2 separate regions of the Homo sapiens genome follow, and region 1 is linked to region 2. A link is an interaction called in ENCODE POLR2A ChIA-PET data of the cell type or tissue named here. Cell type or tissue: MCF 10A. All regions are shown on one strand. Each heading gives the region's core, and the rest is flanking DNA. Links, peaks and the distances in the headings are about the cores only. Region 1 overlaps ANXA6 (annexin A6). Region 2 overlaps SMIM3 (small integral membrane protein 3).

Region 1 (16,531 bases), core at 3,983-11,982, 310 kb after region 2:
AAGGGTCCATTGAATCCCATCCAACTGCATCTGTGCCCTTCAGATCAGGATTACACGGGGATGCTAAATCTCCTAGCCCAATGGCCTCACTTTACAGACAAGGAAGTGGAGGCCAGACAGGGGAAATAAATTTCCAAGTGAGTAAATAGAGGGACTTCCTGACTCCTAGTCCAGTGCTCTTTCCCACACCACACTCAGCCCCTCAGTGGCACTGCCACTTTTCAAGAGCTCGATTGCCACACGTGGCAAGCAGCTACCATGCCAGACTGCACAGATATTTCCATCATCACAGAAAGTGCAGTTGTATGAATGATACTGACCCTTGAGCTAGACCAGGGGCAAAAAGATGATGTTCTCCTGTACATAGACCCTTTTCTCTGCAGGGGGTGAAAATATGTGTAGCTCAGCCCTAATGTTCCTGGATTACAATTTTCCCCCTATATACAATATTTGCACTTTAAAGTCCACTATAATTACATATTCTCTGTAAATTCACAGAGCCTGGCTTAGACCAGTTCCTGCCCATGGAATCTTAGATGGCAAAGGGACCTTGAAGGGCTAAGGACGTTCAAGGAGCTGGAGCGACATGAGCTGGGATTTCCAGTTAGAATACCTGGCTGGCACATCCTATGAAGAGAATGGCTCTGAGCTCTCCCTGCTGAAATGCTGACAGCAATCAGTTTCTCTCACCTCTTCCCCCTTCCAGCCATGCATGGATTCCCTGAAGCTGCCTTCTCTGTTCAGGCCAGGGGATAGACACTGAGGAAGAAGAGGCCCTCAGACTGGGAATCAGTAGAGCTGACTTTGAATCCTGGCTCTGCTGTATGGCCCTAGGCAAGTTTTGGTCCTCAGCTTCCCCTTCTATAATGTAAAATATCAGGCTAGATGACCACTAAGGGACCTCCCATTCTGACATGTTAAGGAAGTCCAAAAGTTCAGAGGAAGGAGAAATCAGGATGAATAAAGGCGGATTGCCATTAGGCGGTTAGGAAATAAAAACACTAATAGCTAATATTTAAGCTTATCATATGCCAGGCACAGTACTCAGTGCTCTTAGATGAATTATTTCATGCATCTCTCTTAAGAACTGTATAAGACTGATATACTATTCTGCAAAAGAAGAAATGAGGCTCCTAGTGGGTTAAGACAACTGCTAATAAATGGCACAAGTAGAGTTCAAATATAAGTAATGTCTCCCGTGAGGATGTGGAGGAGATGAGACCTATACTGGATCTTAAAAGAGGGCAAAATTTGGGTATACACAAGGAAACTGTCACAGGACCACTCTTTTGATACGGAATTATCCAGCCCTACCTCATCCATTTTGACATCTCTGGTCTTGCTGCTGATGTTGTAGGGACAGGACTGAGCCAGTCTCATAAAAGCTATTTGATACTTACTTAGGGAATGAATGAACTTGACTCTGTGAGTTTCCTGGTTCATCAATTCTGTTGAAAGTTCCCCAAGAATAGAAACTCTTCATGCCATTAGGACCTAGCCCAGGATTTGGCAGATTTCTGGACCCCATCATAGAGCTAAGAAATCAGACTCTCTAACGAGGGGATCCCTAAAGGCAGCAGTTTAATTAAACTCCCTGATACTCCCCGATACTCCCCGTAGAGTTTGAGAAGCCAAAACTCTCAGCTGGATCTTCCAAATCCAAAGTGAGAATTATCTGCTCACATATAGGCAGCTAGGTAGAACTCACTGTCAGGAACTCACTGGTAGATACTGAGGATGCGTTTACTTCTCTGAGTCACCCAAGCATCAAATCTATGATTTTTGCAAAGTCCCACTCAAGCCAATGAAGTTACCTGCTTATCTGAACTTTGAAGACAGGCAGTTAGAAGAGGTCATAGAATCATAGTTTTTCAGATGTCTACTGGCTCAACAGCCTACCCAGAACCAGCACATCCTCCCCCAACCATTGGCAAGTGGTCAGCCAAGTTTTGCCACCCTATTTCAATGATGGGGAGCTCACTACCTTACAGGTAGCCCATTGCATTCTCAGTCGGCTCTCATTTAAAGCTCAGATCTGCCTTCTTCTCCTTTGGATGGGTGCCTATCAATGGCTGACAAATTCTTCCAAGGCCCTTCATGATCTAGCTTCTACTTACCATCCCTTCCCGCTCTAACCACCCCTAAGCATTCCTCAAATGTGCCAGCTCCTTTCTGCTTCTTCTTCTTTTTATTTTTTTTTTTTTTGAGACAGAGTCTCACCCTGTCGCCCAGGCTGGAGTGCAATGGTACAATCTCGGCTTACTGCAACCTCCGCCTCCCAGGTTCAAGCAATTCTCCTACCTCAACCTCCTGAGCAGCTGGGATTACAGGTGCGTGCCACAACTCCCAGCTAATGTTTTGTATCTTTAGTAGAGACAGGGTTTCACCATGTTAGCCGGGCTGGTCTTGAACTCCTGAACTCGTGATCCACCCGCCTCGACCTCCCAAAGTGCTGGGGTTACAGGCGTGAGCCACCGTGCCTGGTCTTCCTTTTTGCTTCTTTTGGCTTCCTTGCATATTCCTTGGCCCCTGGCTGCAGCACCTCCCCTCCACTGTGCCTTTCACCTGGCCAATGCCTGCTTATTTTCTCTGTCTCAACTTAAGTGTGCCTCTTCTGGGAAGTTTCCCTGACCTTCCCCACTCCTGCACTCCCCTCCAGACCACAGCAGGCCCCTTGTTCTGCATTTTCAAGCCCTGCCTTTCTCTCTCTCTGCAACTAGTTGTAATAAAATGATTATTGGTGCAGTTAATTTAGCATCTGATGAGAAAAATGGTTTTCAGCCAGGGATGATTTTGGCCCCCACAGGGCAACTGGCAATATCTGAAGACATTTTTCATTGTCACAACTGAGGAGGGAGTATACTACTGACATTTATTGGACAGAAGGCAGGGATGCTGCCAAGCAGCCTACCATGCACAGGACAGATCCCCATAACAAAAAATGACCCAACCCAACACATCAACAGTGTTCTCAACATGTCCATAGAGAAAACTCGTTTTGGAGTATAAGCCCCATGTGGTCAGGGACTATTTCTTCTTTGATTGTCACAATTTCACCAGTGCCTAGCAAACAGCAGGCAATCCATGAATGCTTGTGGAGGGAAGAAGAGAAGGAGAAGGAAGTGGGTCATAGAATGAAATGCTAGAACCCCATCGAGGGGGGTGATGTGTACAGTGTCCCCGACGTTGGGGAGAGTAGAGGACTGGGGATACACATGTAAAGAGAGCTGAGACTGGGCAGACAGACCTCGGGAGCCTTGAACACTGGGCTAAAGAATGTCGCCTCTGGCCGGGCACAGTGAGTCATGCCTGTAATCCCAGCACTTTGGGAGTCCGAGGCAGGCAGATCACAAGGTCAGGAGATCGAGACCATCCTGGCTAACACGGTGAAACCCCATCTCTACTAAAAAATACAAAAAATTAGCCGGGTGCGGTGGCGGGCACCTGTAGTCCCAGCTACTCGGGAGGCTGAGGCAGGAGAATGGCGTGAACCCGGGAGGTGGAGTTTGCAGTGAGCCAAGATCGTGCCACTGCACTCCAGCCTGGGTGACAGAGCAAGACTCCGTCTCAAAAAAAAAAAAAGAAAAAAGAAAAGAATGTCGCCTCCATTCTATAAGCAATGGGGGGGGGGGGCGCATAGGAGTCTTTCCACTAACATTAACAAAATACTTTTGTGGCCAAAAATGTTCTGATCAAACTGGCACTTCAGGAAGAGATCTGGGGACAGTGAGAAATACGTCTTGAGAAAGGGGATTTGACTTGTTAGTGATAGAGGCAGGTGTTAAATCCACAAATATCCCTCCTTATTTTACTGATGCACATGGGGTAACCCTGGTTGCAAACAGCTGTCTGAAGAGCTGGCAGCACCCTTTTTCAGACTGTGAGTAAATGGACAGGCCTCAAACTTTGAGGCCACAGGCATCTGCTTGGTGCCAGGCCAGCCACTATTACTGACTCACCATATGGCCTCATCAGTACTTCCTCTCGCCATCCCTCACCTTCCTCATCTGTAAAAGGGAGTAAATTCTCTTCACCCATTTATAACACTGAGCACAGCTGTGTGCACAAAAGGGCATCCATTAGGATAATTTCATAGAGAATATTATAGACCATGGGTTTGTTAACTTTAGTGTCCTTTGACCAGGGGTTCGCAATCCTGACTGCACATTTAAATCACCTGCAATCCTGACTGCACATTTAAATCACCTGGGGATCTTTCTAAACACGCGGACCCTCCAGGCCCCACCCCAGATTAATTAAACCAGAATCTCCGGGGGTGTGGCCTGGGCATGGGTATTGATAAAGCTCCCCCAGGTGATTTTGAGATGCAAAGTTGTGACCACTGACCTAGAAGCTGCTTTTTTTTTTTTTTGAGACAAATCTGCCCTTTTAACAGCTGGTTCTGATTCAGGTGATCCCAGGAACTTACTGTCGTTGAGTCACTGTGGTCTCCCAACTTGTTCCTTCTTTTTGTATCAGGAAGGTGACTTCTCAATACCAGGATAGGGACAACAAATTTCAGAATGTAGAGAGAATCCCTCTTTCGGGGAGTCACAGAACAGTATGTATGATGGGTGTGAAAGGAAAAGTTAAAACGCAAGCTAAGCCACTAAGTGGAGAGGAGGTATGTGTCATTCTATCAGCATTTGAAAAATGGGATTCAGGGAGGCCTTTTGCAAAATTGTGCTTTCCAAGGAAACTAATACAGGGTGGCATGTTGCAAGATTCTTGTCAAAGGAAGGGGATCCAAGTACAGATGTTGCAACACTGTGCTGCCAAAGGAAGTGGAAGCAAAGGAAGTGGCTTCTTAGTCTATCAGATCTGGAACAAAGCTTAGAGATTATCTTGACCAATCTTCTCACTGGATAGAAGGGGAAACTAAGGTTCAGAGAAGGGAAGGCTTGTGCCCAGGGGCAGCCAGGGAGTTACTGATGAGTTCAAATTGCAATCCAGGCTTCCTATCCACCACCTACCTGCTGCCCTTTCCTCTTCTCCCTGAATATCTATCCCCTCACTGTTTTGCTCTGGGTCCCTAGCCCAGCCTCCACATCCCCACCCTCTGGACAGTGCCCAAGGTCAAAGGATGAGCCTAAATCTGTGTGCCAGGATCTAAACCCACCAGATGACAGGGGCGAAAGCCAGCGGTGGCAGTGGCAAGCCGGAGAGGAAGGAGCAGTGTCTGATGATGTGGCCTGACCTCAGAAAGGAAACCTGGTTGGTCACCAGGGGGAATTTCCCCGGGTGAGGTCTCACGTCTATGCAAATATTGCACTGCAATTAACCTGGACCCTGGGATGGGAGAGAGAAAAGAGGAGAGGACACTGGGAAAGACAGAAGGGCAGGTAATAGGACCTGAACATTCCCAGGGTACCAGGCACTGTGCTAGGCTCCTCATGAAATTAATCTCATTTTGCCTCTAAAGTATCCTCCAATGTAGGAAAATTGAGTCTGAGGCCCAGTGAGAGGGTGCGTTGCCCAAGCAAAATCAGCACATTCCTACCCCAACGGGATACCAGGCCTCAGGGAGAAGTGATGATGGTGACGATAGATTTGGCGCTGCGGCTGCTGACAAAGGTGACAGTAATGAGGCTTGAGTCCGGGACTCTAGCAAGGTTTCATTTTAGGTTTCCATCTCACTCAACCAGGGGAGTTTTATCCTGGGAACGGCCAAAGGCAGCAGGAAGGTAGTGACCCTGACTCACCTTGGGCAAATCCCAGCACTCTGGTTTTTCAAAGCCCTGTGGGGGCAAGGGATGTGGTAGCTGGCACAGTTAACCCCTTCACCACCAGTTTCTAGAATGCTCCTGGAAAAGTGAACAGAATGGGATCCATACTTTTGAAGGAGAATCAATTTTTCTCTGCTACCTCTTTAAATTTCACTCGCTGTGCGCCTCACCGTATCCAGAAAGCCTTCCCCGGGGACTTCACTCGTTTTCCAAGGCTTGATCTCATTTACTGCCTGGTTCTCCAAGGAGCTAGTCTTGTCTCCCAGAATAGGATGCCAAGTAGGATCAGAGTTCAAGTCAGGGCTGTTGGGCTCGAAGTCTGCCCTCCACACAGCCTGGTTGGTTGTCCTCCTCTGATGGGCTTACACAACAACAAGCAGACTCCTGATTTCTGGAGGTGTGTGGGGCACACTAAGGCTATGCACTAAGAAAAGTGTGAGTGTGCACATGCCCCAGTGTGTGTGAAGAACAAGTTAGGATACATATGCGAGGTGTTTCCCACGTGCACAGCAACACACACACACACACACACACACACATAATGTCTGTATTTTTGGTTGTTATCAGCAAACTAAAAAAAAATTATTTTCTCTGTATGGTCAACAATGTGTGTCTCTGTATGTGTTACCAGCAGAATACCTTACACTCCTTTGTATTACCAGCAATGTGTTTCTCATTCTACTGTGTGCTCTGTGGGTATGGCTGGCAGTGACTGTAATTCTGTGTGACAAGCAGTATTTACGGGCCTTGAGTGGATAGCAGGCACATGGGAAAGTGGGGGAAGGAAATGTCAGTTCCCCACCCTCCCTACTTTCCTTTCAGGCCCTCCCAGGTCAAGGTCCATGGCCTTCAAGACGGCCAGGGAGGGGTTCTGCCTGCAGCTGGCAGCACAACAGGCAGATGGTGGTAGTTGGGAGGAAGGGGTGGGGCCATCCCACAGAAGGAAATGCATGTTCTGGAAATTTTAACAGCTGGGCCTGTTTGTGTGGTGGGGGGACATTCCCAGACAGCTCTTGTTTAGGGTTTTGTCAGTCCTTACCTAGCTGAGAGGAGGGCAGTGGGACAGCCTACATCAGGGACCTCTGTCCTCATGTCCTTCTCTGAGTTCTTAGGGAATGGAACTTGGCTTCACATCTGCTTCCTCCCCGCTCACTCCCCATGGCACTTTAGGGCCCTTTTCCCTGTTTTCTCGCTCCCCAGTGTCCTTCTCTTTTCTCCATCTCTGCATCCTCTGTGCTGGCTTGTGTCCTCATCCCCCCGACACCTAGGGACCCCAGCTGCTGGTCCTGTCTCCTCCATGCTGGTCCCTGGGGATATCTTTTCTAAAGGACATCTCTAATCATATAATCTCCCTCCCTAGCACATTCAGGGGCTAGCCAGTGCCTGGAGGATAAAGTCCATACTCTTCAGCCTGGACTCAGTGACCTTCCCAGAGGGCGTCCTCGCACAGCGGGTGACGGGCCCCAGCACTCCCACACACCTCTCCTTTCCCAGCTCTGCGCCTTTGCTTCAGCCATTGCCTCTGCCTGGACACCCCTCCCTCCTTCAGTAGTTTCTAATGTAAGAGCTTCTCTAACCATCTGCTGAGGTGCTCTCAAGTGTCCCGTTCTCCAAGGAGCCTTTGTTAGTCCTCCCTGTGGTTAATTCATCGCTTCTGCACTCAGTGTCCCTTGCTTGGTTGAGATTTTTCTTTTTCTTTCTTTTTTTGTTTTAAGACAGTTTTGCTCTTGTCAATCAGGCTGCAGTGCAGTGGTGTGATCTTGGCTCACCGTAACCACCGCCTCCTGGGTTCAAGTGATTCTCCTGCCTCGGCATCCCAAGTAGCTGTGATTACAGGTGCCCGCCACCGCAACTCGGCTAAATTTTTTTTTTGTATTTTTAGTAGAGATGGGGTTTCACCATGTTGGCCAGGCGGGTCTTGAACTCTTGACCTCAGGTGATCCACCCACCTCGGCCTCCCAAAGTGCTGGGATTATAGGTGTAGCCACTGAGCCTGGTCTGGTTGAGATTTTTCTAATAATCTTTCCCCACTTAGCTCTCTGTGTAGCAGGCATAGTGTAGAGCATCAGACTCCCCCCTCTGACCCTGATTACTCTTCTCTAAAATAGAATCCTGCCTATTATTGATAATAAAGAGCTGATATACTGAGTCCTTCGTATGTTCTAGACAGTGTGCTCAGAAATAAACATGCATTGCCAGTACAGACAGGTCAAGTTACTTATTTACTTCTACTAATAGTGGTGGATGGGATTTGAACCCAGGCCTGCCTGCCTCCACAGACTTAACCACTGAGCAGAGGGCTCAGTTATGTAACTACAATTTCCCACTTGCCTCACTCCAACCCTAAAGTGGGGAAATCTGTAGGAAACCCAGGTTCTGGTGGGGAATGAAGAGGCATGTTAGAGCGCTGTTTTACCGCTTCTGGGTTCCGAAATTCAGGTTGGGCAACCCGACCCTTCTCCCTCCCATGCTCAGCTCAGTCTGGCTTCCTCATCAATAGGTAAAGGAGGAAGTGTCAGCAGAGAGAGCAGAGCCTGGAATCAGGACAGCTGCGTTCTAGCCTCAGATCTGGCACTTACTAATACAATGGTCACAATCCTGTCTCTGGGCCTCAGTTACCAAACCTGTGAAACGAGAGGGTTGGTTGGGGCCATCTCTAAGACCATTTCCAGTGAGTCAATCCATGATGTACTGTCTATGTCTTCAGGCAGTATGTTTCACCACTTGGAGCCCAAGTTTCCTCATTGGTAAAAAGAGGGTGATCACCCCTATAATACTGCAAAGGAAGTAACGGCCATGGAGGCAAAGCTTCTCAAGTGGGATTATTCTGGTGGCGACTTATTGCTTGCAGCTGTGCTGGGGCACCATGAATATAGGGGGATTTCTTTTTTTTTTTTGAGACACAGTGTCCCTTGGTAGTCCAGGCTGGAGTGCAATGTCACGATCATGGCTCACTGCAACCTCCGCAACCTGGGCTCAAGCGATCCTCCCACCTCAGCCTCTCGAGACTGCAGGCATACACCACTACCTCCAGCATTTTTTTTTCCTATTTTTTGTAGAGACGGGGTTTTGCTACACACAGGCTGGTCTTGAACTGGGCTCAAGCGATCTGCCCACTTTGGCCTCCCAAAGTGCTGGGGTTACAGGCACGGGCCACGGCACCTGGCCATAGGGAAACTTTAAACAGCCAGCGGTTCCCACACCACCGCCACGGGCAGGAGGTTGAGTGGCAATTCCTAAATAGCTGCTCTCTGCTCAGGTTAAAAGGGCACCCCCCCTCCCAATGGGCAACTTCCTTCGGGTATTTCCTAGTGGCCCCAAAGACCAAGATTGGCCCATCCCAGTTCAGAGCTTGTAACAGTTTGCCCTAAAGGGAAAATGCAAGGCTCAAGGCAGGAGGGGGAGCAGTGAGGAGCTAGAGAGTATTGAAGCCCACCTCCACAGGTGACGACAAAAGGAGAAAACACAGGGTGCTTCTAAAAGCACCGGCCCTGGCCGGGATGGCAATTCCAGTTCTGTCTGCTGCTAGCTTGCTATGTACCCTGGGCCAGTTGCTTCCTCTCTGTGGAAGTGACAGTTGTTTCATCTGCAAGTGAGGGAGGGAGGTGAGAATTTCTGAGGGCCCCTTCTACCCTTAGAACATCACAGCCAGCCTCCCTTTCTCCCACTTTGAGACAGCAGCGGTTTGGGCTTCTGCTTTCTCTTTCCTTTTAGTTTTAAATTAGCCCCCATCGCTTCTCCCGATTAAACTTTGGCCACAGAAGCAATCTCCAGTGTCATTTTGGAGAGAGCTGAGCAGGAGGGACACTCAGTGGAAGCTCCTTAAGCACCAGAACCACATTGGTTTGTATGTTTTGCACCTAGCACGTGGCATGGAACATAGGAGCCACTCATTAAGTGTAAACTGCATGCATGCATGAATGGGGTGCTCTGGTTCAGAACAGTGGCTACTCTCCTCCTCTGCTAAAACTCCAAGAAAAAAATGTGGTTTGTTCAGCTGGCACCGAGCTCTTAGTAGGACCGTTGCAAAAGGCTCCCGAATGGCACCCTGCCTTCCTACATTTGTCCTCAGAGCATAGCTAGACGCACACCTTCCCCACTCAAGAACTCCAAAGGCTTCCCCTAGGTTATCAGAGAAAATCCTGACATTTAAAGTCCTCCTTAATTGGAGACAAACTGTCACTTCTCATCTTGTCTACCTCACCTCACAAACTCTTAGGGTTTCCTTCCTGCTACCGACCAGTACCAGAATGCAACTACCTTAACTGAAAATTATGTGGAAAATGCATGCTGAGGCATTAGGGAGGCATCAGACAGCTACTGCCCGATTTTAGCTGTCCTCATTCCTGGTTTCTAGGCCTCCTCTTCTGTGTTCCCCTCAGCTCCATGGGCTCTCCTCACTTCTATTCCCTGATTCCACTCTTCTTTCCTTTCTGCCCCAAGCCCATTTCCCTCAGTATATATTTTAAGGCACTTTTCTTTTTGGGTTCAAATGCCTTTGTGATCTGCAGCTGACGGACTTCATGAAATCAAAGCCATAAAGCATCATGGGCTCCACCTTTCAGCCCCTACAACTGAGCCTGGTTCGGGGCAGGTAGTGAGACTGACTCCGAGCCAGGCACGCACCCTGCCAAGCACCTCCACGTGGTGCCTCCTTTTATTCCCACAAGGCTACAGGATAGGTGGAATTGGAATGAGGAGCCCTGTTTTACAGAGAAGGAAACCGAAGCTCCTGTGCTGACGGTCAGTTAGTTACAAAGGTCTTAATCCAAAACTCTGAACCATTTTGTTAATTTATCTTTCAGTAACAGTTCAATTAAGTTAGACAAATATCCCAAAAAGCTCTTAGCTGGCCCTCAAGGCACTTGAGTTCACAGCCCAGAAGAAAGGAAGTAAAGACACGGTAAGGTAACTTTTCTTTGTTTCAGACTCATTATGTCAGAGATTAAGAGAGAGCTCTTCAAAATTGTTGGATCCAACCCCCCACTATAAAGTTGGAGTAACTGAGGCCCAGTGAGGGCAATGGCTGGTCTGAGGTCACAAGTGAGGGAGGGACGAGACCAGACTCTCTCACCTGCCTGTTGCTGTCTTCACAGCTATGAAAACAAACACATGCGCCGCGCACGGTGGCTCACGCCTGTAATCCCAGCACTTTGGGAGGCCAAGGCGGGTGGATCACCTGAGATCAGGAGTTCGAGACCAGCCTGACCAACATGGAGAAACTCCATCTCTATTAAAAATACAAAATTAGCCAGGTGTGGTAGCACATGTCTGTAATCCCAGCTACTCGGGAAGCTGAGGCAGGAGAATCGCTTGAACCCGGGAGGCAGAGGTGGCAGTGAGCCAAATTCATGCCATTGCACTCCAGCCTGGGCAACAAGAGCGAAAGTCCATCTCAAAAAAAAAAAAAAAGAAGAAAAAGAAAAGAAAGAAAAGAAAACAAACACGCGCTAACCTGCAATAAACTAGTCTGGTCAGCCAGGGTAGGGAGAAGTGCCCTTTGGCCAGCAGCCAGCCCCATGCCATGGTCACTGGACAATCTTAGACCAAAGCCACAGACCAGAAGTAGGGCAGCGGGGGAGGGAAGGCAGAGGAACTGCAGTTGCGCCTACTTGCTTATCAGTGACCTGCATGAAGGAAACTTTCCATGCACCTCTCCAGATCAAGATCACATCGGGCACCCTTGCATAGTTCAAAAGAGGAAGTTTGGGCTTGGTTGAAATGGATGAAGAGCATACAGAAATGTCCAGACAGCGAGAGGGGATGAGGGGGAACCTGAGGCCCGGAGCAGGGCTGGGCCAGCCTTCCCAGGCTTGCTGCAAACTCAGATTCTCCTGTGCGCTTCCCGGGAAACACCTTGCAAGAATTTAAAGACGTAACTCGCTCCTGGACAGACTTTACAACCTCAAGCTCTAATGAGGAAAATCCAGGCTGCAGGCTCTAGGTAGAAGACAGAGGCCCTCACTGGAAATGTGTTTATGTGTTTGTGTATCTCTTTTTATTTCTTCCTTAGAAATAAAAAGTGTCAAGGGAATGAATCGGAGGCATACTTTAGGAAGTTAATGTTAGAAGGGAAGCCAAGATTTTTTTGTCCAACTGTCTCATTGTAGATAAGAAAATAGAGACTCAGGGAGGGAAAGGGGCTGGCCTAAGGTCAGAAACAAGTGCATGGCAGATGCAGATTTGAACCCAGGCATCCAAATTCCTGGTCCAGTACTCTAGCGCGGCCTGGATGGAGATGGGTGGTGAAATGGATGGGAAGATTTGTCAGTTTGCCCCAGCACATTTACTATCCTTCCCACCACCCCGCCCAGCACATTCAACTGGCCCCTGCCACCAACCCCCTCATTCAAAGTACAGACACTACTCATTTTACAGACAGAGGTTCAGGATGTTTTTGGATCTGACATAGCCCAAACCAGGGCAGAGGCTGTAGCAAGGGGAGGAAGCTGGGAAAGCCTGAGGGTCAGAGGGGAGTGGAGGTGGACAGGATCTATGGCTACGGTTTTTCAGCCGCTCAGCCGTGCTGGGCCCTCGATGGCCCGTGGGAGTGGGAGCGTTTCCTAAGCTCCACTGAAGATAAGAGCCCAACCCAACCCCTCCCCCCACCCCTGCCCCTTCCTTAGTCTCTGGAGCTGGAACAATCAGGCTTGGCCATGGCGGCTGGTGCTGATAACCATTTCTTGGCAGAAGTGCCCGCCAAAGCTGTGGCCCTAGTCCTCACCACCACAGAGAGCCAGCAAGGCCTTCAGGAAGTCTCCGGAGGTGTCACCCTGGCAGAGGCAGAGAGCAGAGTGAGTGAAAACAGTCCTTCCAGTCTCAATGCCCCCTCCTCCCGGCTGCCCATCTGTCTGGACATCTCCCTCGGCTTCTCTCCATGACCAACATAGGATCCCATGCCACATGTAGGCTACTGGGATCTCCCAGACACATAAATGTGACCACGTCCCTTTTGTTTATCCCCAGGAAGATATGCAAGCTCCCGGCCTGGCTTCAAGGCCCTTTGGGATCTGACCTGTGCAGAGCTCTGCAGCTTCACCTGTTCCTTTCCCCCAGGAGCATCTCAGTCCTCTCTCCACCTGTCACTCCCCTGTCCAACATGCCCCTGTGCACCCCCAATCCCATTTGCCAGCAGGGCCCTCTCCTCTGAGAAGCACTCTGGCCACTCTCTTGCGTCAGGAGGCACAGTGAACTCTGGCCTCCCTTGGTTCCCCTGGCACTCTGCTGATACCCTCCCCCATGGCCCTTGGCATATCGTGTTAGGTGATTTCTTATTTGAACAAACAACATTGAGTGCTAACTGCCAAGCCATTGCTGGGAATGGGTACAAACACCATCACGCTCACCACACATCACAGTGGTCTGGTATACGTTCAGACTGGGGAGGCCAAACTTCCTGACCCATGGTATGGTATGGATCTCCCTTCTGAGGGACTCCTATCATTGTTATGAGACATGGTTTTCGGGATTTTGTTTGTCCTTGTATTTTTTGATGTATGATTTTAAAACATAATATAGTATCAAAATGTGCCAACAATTTACTTACATTCCTACTAAGTCTGTAAGAGACTGCCTCTGAGATGCCCATAGTCTCGTTAGCCAAGTAGAACCAAGCATCAGACTTTAAGATCTTGGCTGATCTCAAAGAGCAAAAATATAAGCTCCATATGTCAAAAAAGTCAGACGCAGCCAGGTGTGGTGGCTCACACCTGTAATCCCAGCACTTTGGGAGGCCAAGGCAGGTGGATCACTTGAGGTCAGGAGCTAGCAACCAGCCTGGCCAACACAGTGAAACCCTGTCTGTACTAAAAATACAAAAATTAGCCAGGCATAGTGATGCATGCCTGCAGTCCCAGCTACTCGGGAGGCTGAGGCAGGAGAATTGCTTAAACCCAGGAGGTGGACGTTGCAGTGAGATGAGATGGCACTGCTGCACTCCAGCCTGGGCGACAGAGCAAGACTCCGTCTCAAAAACAAACAAACAAACAAAAAGTCAGACACAAAGGGTCACATATTAGGTGATTCCATTTATATGAAATATTCAGAAAAGGCAAATCTACAGAGACACAAAGTAGCTTGGTGGTTGCCTATGGCTGGGGATGGAACTAGATAAACAGGTATGAGAGAGCTTAGTGGGATGATAGAAGTGTTTGGAAACCAGCTGCATTATGGGAATGGTTGTACAACTCAGTAAATTTACTAAAAACTGTTGAATTGTACCCTTAAAACAGGTGAATTTTATGATATGTAAGTTTTTCGTTTGTTTGTTTGTCTGTTTTTGAGATGGAGTCTTGCTCTGTTGCCCAGGCTGGAGTGCAGTGGCGTGATCTCAGCTCACTGCAACCTCTACCTCCTGGGTTCAAGCGATTCTCTTGCCTCAGCCTCCTGAGTAGCTGGGATTACAGGCATGAGCCAACACACCCAGCTAATTTTTGTATTTTTAGTAGAGACAGGGTTTCACCATGTTGGCCAGGCTGGTCTTGAACTCCTGACCTCAAGTGATCCACCTGCCTTGGCCTTCCAACGTGCTGTGATTACAGGTGTGAGCCACCATGCCTGCCCATGATATGTAAGTTATACTTCCATAACATTGCTTTAAAAAAAGCAAAAAATGGGCTCTTGTTTTATTTGGAAATCTTTAATTATAAACCTTTGATTCTTTTGGAATTGATTTCGGTATAAACAATGCAATACAGACCCCCTTTCATTTCAATATCCTGGCTGTTCTAAGCGGTAACCCACTGGAAAAAAGTCCATGGGAATAAAGACTTCTAATCTTATATTAGGGATCTGACACTCACCCGCTTCCTGCTAACCTCTAGCCCCTCCCCTTACCTCAATGGCTTGGTGGAGAGACTTGTCATATTTCTCAATGAATTCCCTCCGGATGTTGAGCAGGTCAATCTCACTGCGGGATACCATGATCCTGGTCAGAGTCTTCTCATCTGTGCCAGCACCCTGGTGGAGCCAGGCAGGAGGGAGACACAGGCGGAAGGAGAGATAGAGCCCAGTCAGGCAAGAAACAGTGGTATCCCATCTGCCTTTCTCCCTTGTTCCTTCCAAAAACAGGGCGGATGTTCCACCTCTGTCTTCTGCAAACAGTCCTGACCAAAATCCCTCTGTGCCCAGGACTGGCCAGACTGACACGCAAAAAAGATGTGTGTGGGTTGAATAGTGTCCCCATGTCCACCTGGAAACTCAGAACATGATGTAATTTGGAAATAAGGTATTTGCACATGTAATTAGTTAAGATGAAGGCATACTGAATTAGATTGAAGCCTAAACCAATAACCAATATCTTTAGAAGAGGGAGGGCACAGACATACACACAGAAAAGTGGCTAGGTGAGGACAGAGGCAGAGACCGGAGTGATGCATTCACAGCCAGGAAACACCAAGGACTTCTGGCAACCACCAGAAGCTAGGAGAGGCAGGGGAGTGCTTCTCCCCCAGAGCCTCCAGGAGGACCCAACCCAGGCGACACCTTGATTTTGGGCTTTTGGCCTCCAGAACTATGAGAATAAATTTCTTTTGTCACCCAATTTCTGGAATGTGTTACACCAGCCCTAGGAAACTACCACCGGGCCCAAGGAGCAGGCACAGGGCATGGAATGTGTGGGCAGCCAGAGCTGCCTCTGCCCCCAGGGAGCGACAAGCACCAGCCTAGGAGTCAGAGCTAGGTTCGAGTCCCAGCTCTGCCTCTTAGGAGCTATGTAAATGTGGGCAACGTTTTACCCTACCTAGGCCTGAGTTTCCTCCTCTATCAAATGAGGATGCTACCACAATTTCACAGGACTGCCATGAGGGTCAGCTGTGGTCAGAGAGATGAAGCCCTTGGCACAGGCTTGACACATCGTGAGTGCTCAATGAATGGCTGTCACATTTGGAGACTGTAGGGTGAGGGTCTCAGGTTCCTTCCTACCCTCCCACCTGCCCAGGCTATCTGCAGTTGAGACTCCAGTGGCTGAGAGGGTGGCCAGTGTGGCTTGGGCTCTCCCAGAAGGGCAGGACTAGACTCAGAGGGGAGCGCTTGTGACCTTTGATGACTATTTGTCCTAGGAGACCCTGTGTCCCCGGATAGATTGTGAGCTCTGAGAGGGCAGAGACTGTGTCCTACCCAGCCCTGTGTGCCTCCAGAGCACATTTCTCAACCTTGGCATTTGGGGCTGGATAATTCTTTGTTGCGCAAGCTTATCCTTTGCACTGAGGTTGTTTAACAGCATCCCTGTTCTGTCCCCACCAGATGCTGGTAGCAACAATCTCCAAGTTGTGATGACCAAAAATGTGTCTGGATATTGCCAAATATCCTCCGGGGCGGGGGAAGGCGGGGGAAATCACCCCCAACTGGGAAATACCATCCTAGAGCCAGACAAGGGCAGATGCTAATAAATGTCAAATGGGAAGAAACAGCTGCCAGGAATCCTGATCTGGGGGATGGTGCACATCTGTGTGTTTGTGTGTGTATGTAAGTCAGTGCTTGAAGGGAAAGGAACGCCAGCATGTTTTCTTACCTTCATGGATTTGTAAAGTTTGTCGGCAAAGAAGAGAGGCTTGTTCTTGACACTTTGAACTGGTAGGAAGAGCAGAGAGATGCGGGGAACGTGGTCAGAGGCTGTGAACCCAGACTCTGGACCGGCCTCCCCCATCTCCCCACCTCGTCTATCCCTGCATGGGTCTGCAGATCATTGTCAACCCCAGGGTCATGCTCAGACGACACCTTTGCTCCCCTTCCCCATGCTTCCTCCTCTGGCCCATCCTTAGGCCTGGCTCTCAATTGGTTGCAACTCTCTTCCTTCTAAGGTGCTT
Region 2 (15,064 bases), core at 6,591-14,590:
GGGAGCGGGAAGAACAGGTACTCTGGGGGTTAGGAGACCCTCTGAATTACCCTAATGGAGGCATTTCCCCTCTCTGGCCCTTGTCTTCCCTATCTGTAAAATGAAGACATGGGAGTGGAACAGATGTTTGTCTGTGGTTGAGCATGACATGCTCTTTGGTTTATGCAGGCCGCACAGCAGCCATCTAGACACACGCAAAGCAGCACAGCTGAGCTTTAGGACATCATGTGCTTCTGCAGTGACAACTGAAAAAAACTAAAAAGTGTTTTCCTGCTCCAGCCGGGACCTCCTGTTCCCAGCTGTCCTGGGACTGTGAATCATGCTGTGGGGGTTACAAGTCATGCTTCATGAACTCTCCCACAAGTGACCTCTCCGAACCTCAGAACTGTGGCTCCATGACACTAAAGATCTGGGGAGTCCCAGAGAACAGCCAGAGAACCACTGAGTCGCGGTGAGGTGTTAGAGATGCAAAACAAATGAGAGACTCTGGGGGCCTGTGGTCAGGTCAGATCCTGGGCCCTTGGGGGTGACAGACCAAGGGGATAAGGGCCAGTCACAGCCTCAGATGCTTTCTCAGCCATACGCCAATCCTTTAAACGTTGTGCCTCCATTTCTTCTCTATGGATTGAAACATGCAAAGGAAATACCTCCAAGGAAAGAGAATATCTTGGTTGGGTGTGGCGGTGGTATAAAAAATGGGCACGTGTACTCACAAACACAGTTTATTGAGGTATAGGAGTAAGTGTTGGCATTGCGACACCCTGCCTTGTCCTCCCCCACCCTGACTGGCCCAGTAAGCGGAATGATGTTATAATGATCATACTTGCCATTTACTGAGTACTTACTATAAGCTAGGCATGACTCTAAGCATTTTACTTGTATTAACTCATTTAGGCTTTACCACAATCCTATTAGGGAGGGACTGTCATCACCTCCATTTTATGGATGAGGAAACTGAGGTCCAGAGAGAGTGACTCACCCATGATCACACAGAAAGTAAGTGGCAGAGCTGTAATTTGAACGCAGGCACCCTGGCTCCAGGGCCTATTCTCTGAACTTCATTGGAATTGGGGGGAACTAGGTTCAGATCTTGCCTCTGTCACTTACTTTCAGGGTGACCTGAGAGAAGTTAAGTGAGAATTTGATAGTCACTGTTCTAGTGGATCCCTAGAGACCTAGTATCCTTCCAACTCACTAGGGAAACAGAAGGTGAACCTCAAGAGATAATGGAGACATCTAGCAGTAAAGGCTAAGAATTAGGTAGTTAGGAAGGGGAACTGCTCAGAAGTATAATTGCCTGGCACATTAAACAACAGCAAGCTAGATTCCACGTCTAAACCATATACTTTAAATTGCTTAGTTGTGTATAGATAGAGCTTCCTTATTTTATTGATTTGCACTCTGATTGGCTGATTGGATATGTTTCTTGCTAGTGACCCACTATATAGGATCATATTCAAGATTCTGGGGACCAGGACATAGATGTCTTTGGTGGTGGTGGTGGTGGGCATTATTCTGCTTTCCACACACATGAGGCTGACTTTGGGAGAGCGACCTGTTGAGGCTCACACATTGAGGCAAGGCACTACCACCGCCCGGTGCTCTTGCAGCTCTGTCACGGAGCACCCTGCCAGCACCTCTCATGGACAGTCTCCTTTGTTAGCCCGACACACAGCAGGCACTTAGTCACTGGCAAATAGCAATGATGGATAGTAGTGCCTTAAACAGGATGCTGGGGATTTGGCCTGGGCTTTCTCCTCTGCTAGCTCTCTGTTGGTTTCTAAGACTCTGTGATTGGCTGGGTCAGATGGTACGTGCGGTCTTACACAGCTCTGGCTGTGTTCCGATCTCTTTGAAATATCTTGGTGTTTTTCCATTTTTCCAGCCACAGAGGAGCAGATGGAAACTCAGGCAGGTCTGTAGTCTGTTAGGAAGTTTGGAGAGACAGGGGCCAGTTGGGGTGAAATGAGAACAGAGTGCTCCTTAGGGACTTTGGGTCATTGGAGAAAAGGCTGTGATTTGATTCATTTCACATTTTTGGTAGTTGTATGTCCTGTCCATTCCTTCCTCTGGCCCCTTTATTTGGACCAAAGGTCCCTGGTGAAATGACTGTGCTGGGTTGGTAAATGTTTGAGGCTGTTACACAGTGGGAGGAGAAATACTTCCAAGAGTAAATGTGAAGCTGGTATGTCCTTCTCATATTGGACTTGGCATGGGAAACCTGCCCCCACTTTTATCAGCCTCCCTGACCTCTTCTAAGAACAGAAAGATTCACATCTTGGGCAACATCACTGCTCCCCTCACCCCTGGTCCCTCCTCCCCACCTCAGTCCCCAGCTCCTGAGCACATGGAGTCAGAACTCGAATTTGAGCTTATCGGCCCAAGCAAATCAACAAGTGGGAATCCTAGAGGGCTTCGTTCTGAAAGGCCAGTTCTCTTCTGCCTGGTATGTACAGGGTGGGCTGGGGAAGAAAGAGCCCCCCATAATCCTTCCTGAATGTACAAAGAGCCCAGAAAATGATAAAATCAGAGGACATCATGTTATTTTGGAGATAGTGTTCTGACTTTTAGAATCACTGGGACTTTTGCAGGGATGAGGATTCTTTCTGGACCTCTTCAGTCAATTAGGTTCCACGAGTGAGCTCACATCTGAAATAATCTTCCCATATTCATTTCTTCATTGATTTCATATTTGTTGGCACTTGTGATATGCCAGGCCCTGTGATAGGTGCTGAGGACACAGCAATACACAAGAGGTGAGGCTTCTGCTCTCCCTGTGCTTGCGTTTGAGGGAGCAAATGAACAAGTCTTTAGCCTGATAGGAAAAAAGCCAATAAAAACAAACAAGCAACAAACAAGCTAATTTTAGATTGTGAAAAGCATATGCAGAAAATAAAACAAGATAAGAGTGATAGTTTAACAGAGTGGGTCGGGAAAAACTTTACTAAAACGTAACATTTAGGTTGAGGTCATGGACATTGAGACAATGGACAGGGGAGGAAAAGAGCATTCTGAGAAGGAACAGCAAACACAAAGTTCTTCAAGTGGGATCAGCCCCTGGGACACAGTTGTTAGGTTCCCCAGGCTACAAAGTGGCCAGTGTGGCCCCATCTAGGAACTTGAATTGCCCTCTCTGGCTTAAATGTTCCATTCTTCCTTGACAACCTCAGCAGCATCTTCTGAGGGTGGAGACTTTTTGGAAGGGGTCCTATAAGGTGGACAATGCTGGCAAACCCTCTAGTCCTGTGCCCTGGGAACCATCAGCCTTGTTCACATTCTGCAAAATACTTGAAGAGTCATGTATCTTTGGACGCCTCAGCATCAGTGACTTGGAGCTGGTTATAGCTGTCTGCTCTCTGGCCACCGTGGCTGGTGGAAACAAAACAGCAGCAGCATGGTCTGCCCAGAGTTCTGGCAGTGCTGGGCTAAGGCCACACCTGCAGGAAGCCACCTGCCTCTATCTGCCTTGTCTCCCACTTTGAGATAATTAAGCTTGCCTGCCAGCAGGCAGTCACTTCTTTTATTGCCTTCTTCCTCAGTGAACTCTGGCAGTAAAACCGGTTGGATAACCATTGGCAAGCTCTCAAAAGTTGACTGTTAGTTGCAGCTCGGATGTGGAGGGTGTAAGTTTCCGGTGGGAGGTTCAAGCTGGGGACAGCTTAAAATTTTTTTACTTAAAAAAACTTTTCACTGTGGTTTCCTACATTGGGCCCAGATCAGTCACGAAGCAGTCACGGCACCCTAACTAATGGCAGAGGCTTTGAACTCCCTTTTTTTTTTTTTTTTTTTTTTTGATACGGAATCTCACTCTGTCACCAGGCTGGAGAGCAGTGGTGTGATCTTGGCTAACTGCAACCTCCACCTCCTGGGTTCAAGCGATTTTCCTGCCTCAGCCTCCCGAGTAGCTGGGACTACAGGTGTGCACTACCACACCCAGCTAATTTTTGTACTTTTAGTAGAGGCAGGGTTTTACCATGTTGGCCAGGATGGTCTCCATCTCTTGACCTTGTGATTTAGGAACGATGCCGGGTTCACTAGCTCAGCTTAACTTCGTGAAGCCCTTACTGTGTACCAGACGTTGTCCTAAGTGCTTTATGCGCATTAGCTCATTTAACCTCCAGAGCATCCCTATGAAGTGGTTACAATTATTAGTTATTATTTCCATTTTACAAATTAGGAGACTAAAGCTCAAAGAGGTTAAACCTCTTGCCAAAGCCACCAGGACTCCATATGCTTCCAACACTTCATGTATCTCATCAACTCTGGGCTTTGTTGATAACATCTATTCTGCTCATCCTGCCTTTCCCCACAAGATCTGAGAGAGACATCTTGAAATCTCCCACTATAATTGCAGATTTGTCTATTTCTCCTTATAATTCTGAGATTAGGTACCTAAAAATAGAAAATCACTTTACCTTTTTGGTATCTTTAGTAATACTTTCTGCCTAAAAGTCTACTTGGCCTTATACTAGTAAGGGACTACCAGCGTATGTGATTCATGGTTACACGGTGTTTCATTTGTATCCTTTGACTTTTTAACCCTTCCAATCCCCATGTGTCTCTTATAAAAAATATATATGTATGTGTATATTTTATCCTTATTTATATGTACCCTAACGGTCCTTGTTAGTTTGGGTTTAAATCTACCATCTTTCTCTGTGCTTTCTATTTGTCCCCTTTATTCTAAGTATTTGTTGTTGTTTTTCTCCTCTCCTGTTTTCCGCTGGAAATTATGCACTCTTTGACTGATATTTTTAGTGGCTACCATAGAGGTTACAATATGCATCCTTGATTTAACAAAGTCTAATATGATTTGGTTCTTCTGCCCTTTCTTAGGCAATACAAGAAAATCAAAATACTTTAATTCTATTTCTTCCAGAATTTGTTTGTTATTGCTCTTGAATACTTTAATTCTGTATTTTTTTTTTCTGAAAATGTCTTTTTTTTTTTTTTTTTTTTTTGAGATGGAGTCTCGCGTTGTTGCCCAGGCTGGAGTGCAGTGGCACAATCTTGGTTCACTGCAACCTCTGCCTCCCAGGTTCAAGCGATTCTCTTGCCTCAGTCTCCCGAGTAGCTGGGATTACAGACGTGTGCCACCATACCTGGCTAATTTTTGTATTTTTAGTAGAGACAGGTTTCACCATGTTGGCTAGACTTGTCTTGAACTTTTGACCTCAAATGATCTGCCTGCCTTGGCCTCTCAAAGTGCTGGGATTACAGGTGTGAGCCACCGCACCTAGCCTGAAAATGTCTTATTGCACCATTATTCTTGGCAGTTATTTCTGTTCACCTCTTTGAAGAGATCATTCTGCTGTTTTTAAATTCCATTGTTTCTGTTGAGAAGTTGGTTGTCAATCTAACTGTTTCTCTTTTAAAGATATTCTGTCTTATTTCTCTTTATCTTTGGATCTCAGCAGATTTACTATATTTCTTTTCTTTTTTTTTTTTTTTTTTTTGAAATGGAGTCTCACTCTGTTGCTCAGGCTGGAGCGCAGTGGTGCCATCTTGGCACACTGCAACCCCCATCTCCTGGGTTCAAATGATTCTCCTGCTTTAGCTTCCCAAGTAGCTGGGACTACAGACGTGTGCCACAACGCCTGGCTAATTTTTGTATTTTTAGTAGAGACAGGGTTTCACCATGTTGGCCAGGCTGGTCTCAAACTCCTGACCTCAAATGATCTGCCCACCTCAGCCTCCCAAAGTGCTGGGATTACAGGCATGAGTCACTGTACCTGGCCAGATTTACTATATTTCTAATTATGGATTCCAATTTATGTATTCTGCTAGGAGTTCATGGGACATCTTTAGTATGCAAATTGGTGTCTTTCATCAGTTTTGGAAACTTCTGTTATTATTTACTCCAATATTGTTCTGCTTCATTCTTTCTTTTCTCCTTCTGATACTCCAGTATATTTATGTTGTACCTTGTCACTGTTTCCTCTATCTCTCTTACCTATTTCTTTTTCTGTATTTTCCATCCTTTTGTTTATCCTTACTTCATTCTAAGTATTTTCCCCTGATCTTTTTTCCAGTTTACTAATTCTCTCTTTTACTATGGCTAATCTACTGAATTTTTAAGCCTATCTACTGAATTTTAAATTTCTATTATATTTTTCAGTTTTAGAATTTTTATTTGGTTCTCTTTGTTGTTGTTGTTTTTCGAGACAGGGTCTCACTCTGTCACCCAGACTGGAGTGCAGTGGCCCAGTCATGGCTCACTGTAGCCCTAGCCTCCTGGGCTCAAGTGATCCTCCCACCTCAGCCTCCTGAGTAGCTGGGACTACAGGTGCACACCATGCCCATCTAATTTTAAAATTTTTTTTGTGGAGATGGGATTTTGCCATGTTGCTTAGGCTGATCTTGAATTCCTGAGCTCAAGTGATCCACCTGCCTTTCCCTCCAAAAGTGCTGAGATCACAGGTGTGAGCCACCACTTGTAACCTCTATTTGATTCTTTTAAAAAAATCTGTTTATTCTTTCTTATAATTTCAAATTCTCTGTCAAAATTCTCAAACTTGGAGTTTTTTCCTCCTTGAACATAGTAAGCTAAGTTATTTGAACTATGTGTCTGTCTGATGACTCCAATATCTGGAGCCCCGGTAGACTTTTTTTTCTATTGTCTGTTGTTTCTGATTATTTTGTTTTTATCATCCTGTCTTTTTGCATTCTTGATTAATTTTGGTTATGTGTTGGACATTATATTTGTAAACAAAACATAATTTGAGACCTATCATGATGATATTGCCTCCAGAGAGGATGTATATTTGCTTCTACCAAGCACCTGGAGATTCCTTAATTTAATTTCAGGAGCTATGATAATGCAAAGCTGAGTTGTAGTCTCTGGGAGGACTAGTATACTTCCAGTTCATCTTTAGCACTAAGGGTGCTTTTTAAGGTCCAAGCTCAAAGTGCAGAAGTTTTACTCTCCCTCTCTTGGCAGTCTTGGACTCCAACTTTTGTCCCCTTAGTCTCCTGAGTCAGTACTGCTCAGTCTCCATTCTCCGGTAGGGGAAAATGACAGGCTCTCCTCCCTGGATTTTTGCCTTCTCCCAGAAAAGTGGGACCAAAAAAACCTAAATGAAGCTTAGAGTCCTGCTTTTTCTCAAGCAATGAAGACTGGTAATTCTTCATTATTTCATTAGCTCTTAGTGCCTTCCATCAGGTTTTTTTGGTCCCACTTTTCTAGCTGTCTTCAGTAAAAGGACTAGTCCAAATTGTCTAGTTCACCATTACCAGAATCGGAAGTCCTGATCTTTATAGATTGCGTATCTCTTCTTAATTCTCTAAATATGGAATGGCCTTCAGCTGAAAACAGTGTTTGACCTGGACTTAGAAGAAAGCTGTGGGTCTGGTATACTCCATGCTTATACATTGGGTCTGTGTGGACTCTTTGGAGGTAGCTGTAGTGTAGTGGTAAGTAAGTGCAGAATCAGGATTCCTGAGTATGAATCCTGTTCACTTAGCTTTATGATCAATGGCTGGCTAACCTCTCTCAGTTTTAGTTTTTATAGCTGTAAAATCCCCACATAGGATTTTTGTGAAGTTTTAATAAGTTAATGAATGGGATTTGTTAAGCAAATACAAATAGTACAAATTTGTGAAATAAAACAATTTATTTTTGTTTTTACAAATTTAAACAAATACAATTTGTTAAGCAAATGCTGGCTCGTGTGATCCTGTGTTTGAGGAAATAAGGGAAGTGGTATTTCACTTCCCTGTGCTTCTTGAAGCACAGAGTCATAAGGAGTAAGTAATAGTAAGTCCTGAGAGAGTATCTTGCAAATACCAAGTACTTGACATATGAATAAATGAATGAATATCCTGGACAGAGTTACTTATCATGATAATACTGAACCAAAAATAAAAACAGTATTGTCCTGTCAGAGAGGAAAAAGTTGCTTGCTAGAGAGTCTGACGAGTAGATAACACAGGCTTGTTGCCTTGAATCCAGTTACCCTAAAACTATCAACTTGTAGGAAATTTTAATTTATGAAATTTATATAATTTTTATATAACTAGAAAACTTGCCAAATGGTGGGATTGGCCGAAACAATGATTCTTTCTTTTGCAAAAAGAACTTTTAATTGCTTAAGAAAAGTGGTCCCAGAAGTAAAATTTGATGTTTCCTAATCAGGCAGTAGGGCTTCCCTTTGCCTGCCTAAACTGGATCAAGTGGAGTACTTAAAAGAGGGGATGAATTTTTACCTTTGGAAAAGTAAAATTTGACCAGGTGCGGTCACTCTCCTTTGGGAAACTGAGGTGGGCGGATCACTTGAGGCCAGGAGTTCAAGACCAGACTGGGCAACATGGCAAAACCTTATCTCTACAAAAAATACAAAAATTAGCCAGGTGTGGTGGCGCACACCTGTAGTCCCAGCTACTCAAGAGGCTGAGGCACAGGTTTGCTTGAACCTGGGAGGTACAGGATGCAGTGAGCTGAGATCACGCCACTGCACTCCAGCCTGGGCAACTGAGCGAGACTGTGTCTCAAAAAAAAAAAAAAAAGAAAAAAAAGAAAAAAGTTTTTTTCCTCTTTCGTAGAAACTACATTGCTTTTCCCCCCACCTTATATTTGGTCTTGTTAGTGGACACAAAATAGTCATTTTGGGATTGTTGACTTTTCCATTGAATTGGCTAAGTTACTTAACCCCTATGGACTGAGGAGGAGCAATGATGTGTCCAGTTCACAGGGCTGGTGGTATAGGGCCTGTGATCTGATGGGATGGCATGTTTGGTGCTAGTGGCTTTTCTGCTGGTGAGCTCAGGGTGGTTTCCGTGCAGTTTCTTAGACAAACTTATATTGAACATATGTCAAAGTTTATTATTTGTTAAGGAGGCAAATAGCAGATAAAGTATGCTGGTTCAAAATAATGAGAGTTTAGACCTGATTGATGTTTTACTTCCTATGGTTATAAAAACATCATATTCTTATCAGTGATAGGCATAAATTTGTGACATAAATGGTTTGGGCCATATCCAACATGAACCATTAATAAGAAATATCAAGCAATATATCTGTGAGGCAAATGATAAATTAATCTATGACTATTATATTAGACATACCAAGAAACAAGGTTTTATGCACTCATGACAGAGAGGTCAAATAGAAGTCAGCTAGGAGAAGCTTAGAGTCCTGCTTTTTCTCAAGCAAATATTTCTAGTGTGCAATTAAAGATGCTGAAGATATGGTTTGCTTAGCTCTTATTTGGGAGACAAAATTTTTCTTTGACAGTAGGGAGAGGTGGAAGCGACTGGAACCCATGTTACATGGGGAAGAACAGTGCAGCAAAGGACACGTTTGAGTTTCGAGAAGAGTGAAACAGGGAGATAGAGCTCCCTGTGCCCTCTGACACCCGACTACTTCTATGGCCAGCCTTAGAATCTTGGAACAGTAGCTCTGGAAGGGCCCTTGGAGAACATTGCAACTTGTGGCTTTCACACTATGTTCTGAGGAGCCCAGGGGGTCGAGGGGAAACTGAATAGTAGCACTGCCCTACCAAGTAAGCCCGCTGCACTGAGCAGGCATGCCAAAGGACAGCTGGGAAAAGTTTTTTCCAATTTTTTCAGTTAGAAGAAAGAACCGACTTTAATTTCGTAACATGCAAAGTTTGTGTGTTATGGTGTAGTATTATTTTTAGTTTGAATTGCATATGTGAAGGGGGTGGGCACCCTCATCTCTAGTGCTTAGGGTCTCTGAGGATAATGTATTCAGCTCTGCTGGGTAGGTAGGACTGCACGCTTCCCCTGCCAGGCCCCCACTTTCCAGGCTCTACTAGAGCAGCCTTACTTTAGCTGTTGGGTATTGGGGTTAGAATAACAATTTCATTTGCAAAAGAGTAATATTAGTACAGTCTAGGATACAGGTTACAGAAGAATTTCATTTATTCATCTACTTGTTCTGTTTTGTTTTAGTTAGGGGCAGCGACACGATCAGATCTATGTATTTGAATGATTATTCCCTTAAGGAGTAAGACTGCAGGAGGGAGAAGACCCCCTGGACCTCAGTTTCACCATCTGTGAAATGGCACTCATTCTAGCTTTAATGTTCCAGGATTCTTGATTGTGGATGAGCCCCGAAGCCTGAGTTCCTGTATCTTACAGGCTTTGCTTATGAAAATCAGCCAGGGTGATTACGTCTTCCTGGCATTTGAAGTCAGGAAGACTGTTTGATGTTAAAGGGTTTACAGGAAAGGACTCTTGTGGGGTTCCTTTAGTCTAAGGCAGCTAGCTGTTGATGTAGTCAGGAGACCACAAAGAATGATTTATCCCGCCCCCGGTCCTCTAACAGTTTCAGTCTCCTGTGACTCATGCTTCTGTGTCTTAGACCTTGGGGAAAGTTACTCCATTTCCTAGGCTGAGACAGGGCCAGCCTGTGCTTCTGTCTCCTCTGCAAGCTCGGCAGATAATCCTATGGCCCTGGGGAGCTTTGTCAGAGGCTTCTCCTTCATCTGGGAACTTGCCCAGATCTGCCCAGCCTGGCTGCAGAGCACCTGGGAATCAATTCCCAAATCTTAATGCCAGAAAAGGCCTTAGGGGTCTTAAAGATTTGTTGAGTCCAGAGGTTCCCAAATCTGGCTGCACGTTGGAATCACCTGGACAATGGGAAAAAAGGGCTCCTCCTCATCCCCTTTGAGTCTAATTCAGTATGTATGGATTGAGACCCAGAAATCAGTGTTCTTTTATACTGTCTTAAGGTCACTTACCATGGTATGTGGCATTTGGTGACTGCTGATCTAGTCTCATCTCTTAATTTTATTTGATTTTAAAATTGTATATGTGTGTTTTTACTTTTTAAGATGGAGAATTATTAAGACAAAAACAAAAAAAAAGCCTCTTTGCCCCCTTAACCCAGTTGGCATAAAAAATTAGAAGTAATAAATGCTCATGTTGAGAAAATTCAAACGGCATAAAATCATGTTTTATGAATGAAGAATGAAAAGCAAAACCTCTTATTCCTAGTCCAGCTCCCGAAAAGGTAACCACTATTAACACTTTCTTGAGAGTACACTCAGAAAGTAATTTTCCTGTATATATCCTCGCCTATTTCCCTACTTAATTCTACAAAATCTGAACCAAAGGAATCATCCTATACACAAGTGTTCTGCACTTTATTTTTATTTTTTCCACTTAAAACTTTTGGAGTTCACTACAGATCAGATTCCTCTTAAATGACTAATAAATAAATTAATTTTTTTATCTCAGTACTTATTTATTCCTCCTGCCTAACTGAAACATAATACCCTTTGACCAGTATCTCCCCATTCCCCCGACCTTCCAGCCTCTGGTGACCACCAGAGGCTTTGCTTTCTGCTTCTATGGGTCTGATATTTTTAGCTTCCATATATAAATGAGAACTTGAGATATTTGTCTTTCTGTGCCTGGCTTATATCCTTTAGCATAATGTCCTCATGTTCATCTATGTTGTCACAAATGGCACTAATTTCCTTCTTTTCTAAGACTAAATAATATTCCATTGAGTATATGCCACATTATCTCTATCCATTCATGGTTAATAGACACTTAGGTTTATTCCATAACTTGGCTCTTGTGAATAATGCTGAAATAAACATGGGAGTGCAGAAATCTCTTTGACATACTGATTTCAAATCCTTTGGTTATATGCCCAGAAGTGAGATTACTGAGATCATATAGTGACTCTATTTTCAATTATTTGAGGAACCTCCATTCTGTTTTTCATAGTAGCTGTATTAATTAAGTAAATTAATATTTGTAATGCATTTGGAACAATGATTGATGTGGAGTAAGTACTATATACTTGTTAAATGAATGAATGAATGGGTGAGTGAATGAATACATGAAAATTGTTGCATGGCATCCCATTATACAGATATACCCTTCTTTATTTTACTATTAGTGGACACTTGTTGTGTCTGTTGCCTTAACAAATAATGCAGAAAGTAACATCCTTGTATGTATTTCTTGGGTACTCTCCTTTGGGTATGGTGATCAATACCTTACTTAGGGTGGCAACAGTGGACATGGAGCCAAGGGCATTAGAAAGGAAAAGTTAGTGATTAGATAAGAATAGGAAATAGGATTGCAATTAGGAATTTTGCTTGGAACCTAGAATCACAGAATTATCGACCTTACATTTGAAAGGACCTGCAGGAGATAGTTCCAGCCTTGTGCCCTCTGGGCAGGGAATGTATTATATCGATGGTTCCCAAGCTGAGCACTGAAGTGTCCTGGGAGCCCCAGTGAACTCACTAGAAGGAGGGGAGTGCTGCAGGATGTTTAAGATTTTTGACAGAAGTAGTGATATTTGACAACATCTCTCAGACACTTTACAAATGATTAGCTTAAGATAGTTCACAGTTTAACACTAATCTTACTACATGCCTTTTGTTAATGTTATAATTTATGAAGTTGATTAAAAAAATTATTTTTGAGATAGGGTCTTGCTCTGTCACCCAGGCTGGAGTGCAGTGGTGTGATCATGGCTCACTGTAGCCTGGACCTCCTGGGCTCAAGCAATCCTTCCACCTCAGCCTCCCAAGTAGCTGGGACTACAGATATAAGCCACCATGCCAATCTAATTAGCATTAAATTAGATTAAATTAGAATTAAAATCTCACTATATTGCTCAGGCTGGTCTTGAACTCCTAGGCTCAAGCAATCCTTCCACCTTGGATTCCCAAAGTGTTGGGGTTATAGGCGTGAGCCATTGCACCCAGCCTGAAGTTGATTTTTTGGTGGTTGCATGGTATGGCAAGTACTGGGCAAAAATTAATGTGAAATAATAAGTGAGGATGGCATTGTCCAATATTATTCCAAAGTTTGAAAAGTTACACAGTGTCCAGCAGGTGCATATATTCCATTAGTAACTAGTTAAGAATGAAATAAAAACTGTTTTTTTCAATTTGCGTGTATTTTTTTTTTTCAAACAGCTACTAAGTTGTTAGGCCATAAATACATATTAAGTTGTTTGATTGTGTCATCTATGATTTCTTTCAGCAGCGTTTTGTAGTTTTCCTTGTACAAAACACTGCTAAAAAGAAATCATAGATGATACAAACAAATGGAAACACATTCCATGCTCATGGATGGGTAGAATAAGTATTGTGAAAATAACCATACTGCCAAAAGCAATCTACAAATTCAACGCAATCCCCATCAGAATACCACCATCATTCCTCACAGAATTAGAAAAAACAATTCCAAAATTCATATGGAACCAAAAAAGAGCCTGCATAGTCAAGGCAAGACTAAGCAAAAAGAACAAATCTGAAGGCATCACACTACCTGATTTCAAACTACACTATGAGGCCATAGTCACCAAAATAGTATGGTACTGGTATAAAAATAGGCACATAGACTAATGGAACAGAACAGAGAACCCAGAAATAAACCCAAATACTTACAGCAAACTGACCTTCAACAAAGCAAACAAAAACATGCAATGGGGAAGTGACACCCTTTTCAACAAATGGTGCTGGGATAATTGGCTAGTCACATGTAGCAGAACGAAACTGGATCCTCATCTCTCACCTCATACAAAAATCAACTCAAGATGGATTAAGGACTTAACTCTATGACCTGAAACTATAAAAATTCTAGAAGATAACTTTGGAAAAATCCTTCTAGACATTGGCTTAGGCAAGGATTTCATGACCAAGAACCCATAAGCAAATGCAATAAAACAAAGATAAATAGCTGGAACCTAATTAAACTAAAGAGCTTTTTCATGGCAAAAGGAACAGTCGGCAGAGTAAACAGACAACCCACAGAGTGGAGAAAATCTTCACAATCTATACATCTGACAAAGGACTAATATCCAGAATCTACAACGAACTCAAACAAATCAGTAAGAAAAAACCAAAGAATCCCATCAAAAAGTGGGCTAAGGACATGAACAGACAATTCTCAAAAGAAGATGTACAAATGGTCAAAAACATATGAAAAAATGATCAACATCACTAATGATCAGGGAAATGCAAATCAAAACCACAATGCGATACCACCTTAATCCTGCAAGAATGGCCATAATAAAAAGAAAATCAGAAAACAGTAAATGCTCGTGTGGATGTGGTGAACAGGGAACACTTCTACACTGCTGGTGGGAGTGTAAACTAGTACAGCCACTATAGAAAACAGTGTGGAGATTCCTTAAATAACTAAAAGTAGGACTACCTTTTGATCCAGCAGTCCCACTACTGGGTATCTACCCAGAGGAAGTCATTATTCGAAAAAATACTTGCACATACATGTTTATAGCAGCACAATTCACAATTGCAAAATCATGGAACAAACCCAAATGCCCATCAATCAACAAGTGGATAAAGAAACTGTGAGATATACACATGATGGAATACTACGTAGCCATAAAAAGGAATGAATTAACAGCATTTGCAGTGACCTGGATGAGATTGGAGTCTATTATTCTAAGTGATGTAACTCAGGAATGGAACACCAAACATCGTATGTTCTCACTGATATGTGGGAGCTAAGCTATGAGGACGCAAAGGCATAAGAATGATAATTTGGACTTTGGTGACTTGGGGGGAAGAGTGGGAGAGGGGCAGACTACAAATAGCTGTTTCCAATCGTGTTCAATTCACTGAATCCTTAGTGTCTTAGTCATTTTTTAACAGCACCCTAGGTCAAAATAAATACCGAGCAGTTCCATTTATTAAGTAGTTAGGCTCAAACAATTTATTTATTTATACCTTTTTAATTTTATTTTTCCATAAGTTACTGGGGATGGAAACATATCCATCCCTGTACTCAGGTCAGTGTCCCAACGAAACCACACAGAATAGGTAGGTTCTCCCCAGAAAGGGGAGAATGGGAGAAGCGGTATAGGACCAAAAACAATGCATCTCTCATTTTATAGATGAGAGAACAGACTGGTAGTATGGTAGCTTAATAGTTAAGCAGGAAAGCTTTGGAGTCCCACCCATCTGGGTTCATGTTCTCGGTCAAATTAATGTCATCTTGCCTTTTAAGACTTTAGAGTCCTCATCTGTAAAATGGGTGTAACAGAAGGTAAAGGCCAAGAAATAGAAAACAATAATTATAGTCCTTGCCTTATAGGGCCAGTGGT

What was found. Peaks named below come from ENCODE experiments on the same cell type or tissue, not always from the same donor. Only the 100,000 strongest peaks of a DNase experiment are listed, where the experiment ranks them.
Region 1: POLR2A ChIA-PET joins it to region 2 with 5 read pairs; 5 of 35 experiments call an interaction of 5 or more read pairs at or near these places.

Annotation. Positions count from the first base shown.
Region 1 is chr5:151,089,009-151,105,539 of GRCh38, forward strand. It overlaps ANXA6 (annexin A6), which reads right to left. Exons shown (of 26, transcript NM_001155.5): 24 at 16,237-16,295; 25 at 14,562-14,684; 26 at 11,698-12,499. The coding sequence ends at 12,440. Among named protein-coding and RNA genes, the nearest start is that of TNIP1, 16 kb to the left of the region's middle. RefSeq lists enhancers at 4,987-5,396, 5,031-6,230, 9,398-9,507, 9,698-9,747. In MCF 10A, for the core only: no CTCF peak of the experiment used is centred there; DNase peaks (open chromatin) are centred at 4,703, 5,223 and 5,673.
Region 2 is chr5:150,780,145-150,795,208 of GRCh38, forward strand. The region is part of intron 1 of SMIM3 (small integral membrane protein 3); the gene reads left to right. LOC124901110 reads right to left here and starts at 257. Exons shown (of 2, transcript XM_047417995.1): 1 at 1-257. RefSeq lists enhancers at 9,011-9,990, 9,991-10,969. In MCF 10A, for the core only: no CTCF peak of the experiment used is centred there; a DNase peak (open chromatin) is centred at 10,317.